Regions from separate parts of the Homo sapiens genome. Here region 2 is linked to region 1. The links are chromatin loops, found by intact Hi-C in ENCODE. Cell type or tissue: PC-9. All regions are shown on one strand.

What was found. Hi-C counts contacts between places; a loop is a spot of excess contacts. Peaks named below come from ENCODE experiments on the same cell type or tissue, not always from the same donor. Only the 100,000 strongest peaks of a DNase experiment are listed, where the experiment ranks them.
Region 2: a loop joins it to region 1, with 5 times the contacts of the local background. A loop is called at or near these places in 13 of 110 quality-filtered maps.

The regions. Positions count from the first base shown.
Region 1 is chr3:27,680,154-27,682,653 of GRCh38, reverse strand. No RefSeq gene overlaps it. Among named protein-coding and RNA genes, the nearest start is that of LINC02084, 32 kb to the left of the region's middle. In PC-9, a CTCF peak has its summit at 1,261 (motif pointing right); a DNase peak (open chromatin) is centred at 1,323; H3K4me3 peaks cover 344 bases; H3K27ac peaks cover 1,250 bases.
Region 2 is chr3:27,532,546-27,535,045 of GRCh38, reverse strand. No RefSeq gene overlaps it. Among named protein-coding and RNA genes, the nearest start is that of SLC4A7, 49 kb to the right of the region's middle. RefSeq lists a silencer at 894-1,188 and enhancers at 556-1,499, 1,500-2,442. In PC-9, CTCF peaks have their summits at 775 and 976; a DNase peak (open chromatin) is centred at 1,005; H3K4me3 peaks cover 1,099 bases; H3K27ac peaks cover 2,500 bases.

The DNA of each region.
Region 1 (2,500 bases):
AAAATGTGTGTGTTAAAAGTTTTTTGAAAAGAGTGCTAGGTAAAAGTTTATATTTTGGTGGGCTGATTTCATTGCAAACTAAGTGAGAAAAGACAATCATATATCCAGGCTTTAATTTTCATTTACATTGCAGACACCTGAAGGAAAGTCATTTTTTCTTTCTTTAGATTTCAATTGTACTGCTGATAATTGTATCAGAGTAAACCTATTTGTGGAATCAGATTGAATTAAGATTTAAGCAAGAAACATGAATTTGTGTCTTTAAGGGTTCTCTGTGGGTGGGCTTGAGCTTCTTTCTCAGTGCCTTTGTTTCCTTTTCTCTTTTTTTTTTTTTTTTTTTTTTGAGACAGAGTCTCGCTGTGTTGCCCAGGCCGGAGTGCAGTGGCGCGATCTCGGCTCATTGCAAGCTCTGCCTCCCGGGTTCACACCATTCTCCTGTCTCAGCCTCCCGAGTAGCTGGGACTACAGGCGCCCACCCCCACGCCCGGCTAATATTTTGTATTTTTAGTAGAGACCGGGTTTCACCGTGTTAGCCAGGATGGTGCCTTTGTTTTCACCCTTCCTCTGCCTTCATTTTATAATGGTATCTTCTCTTTAAAGTCACGAGGCTTGAACGGTGGCGGTGGCTCACGCCTGTAATCTCAGCACTTTGGGATGCCAAGGCGGGTGGATCACTTGAGGTCAGGAGTTTGAGACCAGCCTGGCCAATATGGTGAAATCCCGTCCCTACTAAAAATACAAAAATTAGCCAGGGGTGGTGGCGGGCATCTGTAGTCCCAGCTATTCTGGAGGCTGAGGCAGGAGAATCACTTGAACCCAGGCGGTGCAGGTTGCAGTGAACCGAGATGGTGCCACTGCACTCTAGCCAAAGTCACATGGCTTGATGAAGCACAATTAACACAAATAATATGTTCCAGATGTCCTCGATTCTCACCGCACTGGTATGATAATGGGTACTATTATCCCAGTTTGACATATGAGATAGCTGATGATTGGTGAGATCTAGTCACATGACTCTTCAGTGCCATGCACAGCTCATTCCAAACCCAGTGATTTCCCCGTTTTCTGATGTCACCTCTTTTTTCTCCCACCAGTCATTGTTTTTATCAAGAAAAAGTTCAACTTCTTGTAGACATGGTCTGCAGGTTCTGTTTGAGCAGTGTTGGCAAAAACTCAATCTGCTAGTCAGTTAGGGGAAATGTAGCAAAGTTAAAAAGTCATCTTAATTCCCTGGAGGCTCGTCTTTCGTCATACTTTAAATTCTTTTCGTTGCCCACTAGAGGGCAGGCAGATCTGTGTCATCACTGTCTTTTTTTTTTTTTTTTTTTCTGAGAGAAATGAGGACACCCAGTCAAGCAGGAAGAACCTGAAAACTGAGACCAAACATTTCCTTGAAAATTAAAATGTGAATGCTTTTAGCTCCTTGGTAGGCAAGTGATTAAGTTGAAGGTCAGGAAAAAGTTCCTGTGTGCCTTGTTCTTGTTTCTGATTCAAGAGCACTGTTTCCTTCACCCTTTCTGAAATCCCCAGCCCTTTAGTTTAAGGAGGAGGACTTGCAGGATTTAGGAGACGGCAACAAAAGGCTTGGGAACAGGTCGAGTTCTTCTGTTGGCTTGGAATTCTCAAGCGTGGTGCTTAAAGTAATGAGACAGTGGGCTGCTCTATTCATGCCACTGTGTTTAAGCACTCACCGATACGATCTGCTTGTAGTGGAGTTCCAGAGGGAAGCTGAGACCTTGGTCTGTGGTCTGGCATGCTGAGCATGCCCAACAGGCTGCCATTGTCCTTGATGAGCTCCAGCAGGGTAAAGCAAGTGTCAATTTCTGTGTCACTGTCAGTCTTAAAAGTCCTGATTCCTAGTAAAAACCACTTGGCAGCCTGGTGCAGTGGCTCATGCTTGTAATTTCATTGCTTTGGGAGGCTGAGGCAAGAGGATTGCTGAGGCCAGGAGTTGGAGACCAGCCTGAGCAACATAGTGAGACCCCCTTCTCCACACAATTTTTTTTTTTAATTAGCCAGGTGTGGTGGCATGTGTCTGTGGTCCCACCTACTCAGGAGGCTGAGGCAGGAGGACTGCTTGAGCCCAGGAGGCCCAGGCTGTAGTGAGCTGACAGAGTGAGACCCTGTCTCTAAAAAATGAAAACAAAACAACAACAAAAAACTTACTTGGAGTCAGCATGTGGGAAAAGGAAAAGGGAAGGGGGTGATCTTGGTTATATGAGCTGCCTTCATGAACGTGCTGGAGCTTCTATCTCACATAAGCTTGTAAGTGGCTTATGACTGAACTGGATCACAAGATCCCTAAGTGCAGTTGGAAGAGAGAAAACATTATTCAAGTTCCCAGAACTCGAAGTAGAGATAGTTTAAGAAAAACAAAATTAAAGGGTGTCCCACACCCTCATCTGTTTATTTTGGTAGCGGTGGGGGTGGTTTTTTTGTGGGTGTGTTCATTTGTTTTTTGAGACAGAGTCTTGCTCTGTCGCCCAGGCTGGAGAGCAGT
Region 2 (2,500 bases), 150 kb after region 1:
CTTGAGGTCCTTTCCCAGTACTAAACGGTACCAGGCATAGCACCAATGGGAGGAACATCAGGAAGATGTCCTTTTTTTTTTTCTTTTTTTTTTTTCTGAGACAGAGTCTCACTCTGTCTCCCAGGCTGGAGTGCAATGGTGCTATCTCGGCTCACCGCAACCTCCACCTCCCAGGTTCAAGTGATTTTCCTGCCTCAGCCTCCTGAGTAGCTGGGATTACAGGCGTATGCCACTACACCTGGCTAATTTTTGTATTTTTAGTAGAGACGGGGTTTCACCATGTTGGTCAGGCTGGTCTCGAACTCCTGAACTTGTGATCTGCCTGCCTTGGCCTCCCAAAGTGCCGGGATTACAGGCGTGAGCCACCGCACCCGGCCGGAAGATGTCATTTCAAAGCCATGTTGTTCTTTCAGATTCTAGAGTTGATGGTTAACACTGGCAGTCCCTCCTGACTGCCCTCCCGACGCACACTCCCAGGCTAATGAGGAAAAGTCCTAGAGAGCAGCATCAGATGCTTGTTCATGTATAGAGTTTGGTCAACATCACCAGCCCCGGCCCTCCTCTAGCTGACAAACAGGCAGTTGTCTATTTTGGCTTTGACTAGACTCTACTTCCGTTTACCTCAGTCATATCCTTTTTAGATTTGTTTCTCTCCCTTCCCCCACCTTCCTCTTTCCCACTGTTATTTATAAACGTTATACACTTGTTTACAGAGAAAAGAACAAACTTTAAAATTAATTGTTGATACAATTGCCAAATGAATAATGTCCAGGTGTCCGCTTTTAAGCATCACAGGCATCTCTAGTCATCGCTTTTTAGTTGTTACCCTAGGATTGAGAAGACCAACAGCAGGAAAGGTGGTGACTCACACTCAGAACCCAAAAAACAAACACCCACTAATGACTCACACCCTGGAACCAGGGAGATTTTGAGACTTTCTTTTGCTGAAAAAATGCATATGCAAACAACATTCCCATCACCAGGAGGCCAAGCTGGCTCTTCCTGCACGGAATGGGGCTCTGCTGAGGTGGCTGCGAGTCAGGGATGTGTCACCGACCCAGGGATGGAGTTTACTGGGTTAGTAGATGGAGGGCAGCTAAAACTAGAATTTCTTCTTTGCTTTTTTCCAAATGCCTGCTGGAGAAAATCCGATGTATCCTGTGTGAGTCAGTTGTGAGTGTATCTGCTGGGATAAGGGCAAGTTAAGTCACCACTCTCCATCCCCTCTGCTTGTTTTAATTGTGATTTTAATTAGCACGCAGGTCATCTGAGCAGAGGTGTGGCCTTTCATCTGAATGTGGATTTTCTGTCTGTGTGGTCCTTGATTGGCTACTTGGATCTTATAATGATAAAAGAATTTTTAAAGTACCTTTTCTTTCCAAAGTTTAGGGCTTTACTGAACTTTAAATATAAACTTAGGGCCCTCTGTTTATATTTAGATAAAAAAAGAATTGTGAAGATAAAGGATCTTTTGTGGCAAAGTGCTTTGAAACCCTGAGATGAAAGGGAACCCGTAAAGAGAAATTAACCTCATTTATTTTTTAAGCAGCATTTTGCTGCGTGTGTGGACAAATGTAATTTGAGGCAGCTTGAATTAAGAGCCTTGTCTTCACTCCACTCATAACCCTCCCTGTCTCCAACTGAGTCGAAGCACCTCTTTTTTCTTTCACTTCTCTATTCCTCAAGCCAGAGCTTGTCTGGTAGGGAAGGCAAATTCAGGCTTGTAATCCATCCTCTCCCCCCAGGTCTGACTACTCCCTGGCTGGACTTCCGCAGGGGCACCCAGTCCCCTTTGTGGAAGATCCAAAGCTCAACACAGAAAGGGAAAAGCAAGATGTGTGGAGTGGGAGACTTGCTTGGCTTTGCTTCCATTACTTTTGAGAACTCTCATTACATTCCTGAATCCACTGATGCATAGGTGGCAAAGCATTCAAAAGCGCTTTGGGGCAAGACTACTATTTAACTGAGACACACTGGTACCACCACGCCTATTACTAAAATATTAAAATATTTATATTTTGATTTGTAAATAGCCATTGCCCATGCCTTCACCATTGTCAAATATTTTTAATTGTACCAATTGTTTGTAAGCTAGGAGAGGGTTTACCTTCTTAGTTTCACACAGTGTTTAGCCTATCTTGTATATACTAATATGCATATTATGCATAGTATTTGAAATGCATATACTAATTGGTTAGGGGAAGAGAATGCAAAATTCCAGCTGCGTTTTTAGGCTGTCAGGGTAGTGAGAGACCAGTTTGGAGTCTCCCTACAAACTGTATTTGAGTGCTTCTAAGACAGAATTTAGAACTCGAGTTCTCCCATTCATTCTCTTTGGGATTCTGAACCAAGGGAGGGCACACAAAAGGATCGGTGACTGGATAGGAAACAATACCCTTCTACTTAGGAAGCACCAGCTGAAGGCCTAATAACCTCTGGGAGTCTGTGCTGGAGGCAAGGCCCAGGCCTGGGGCTAAAGTTCTCTACTTTCCAATCCGGA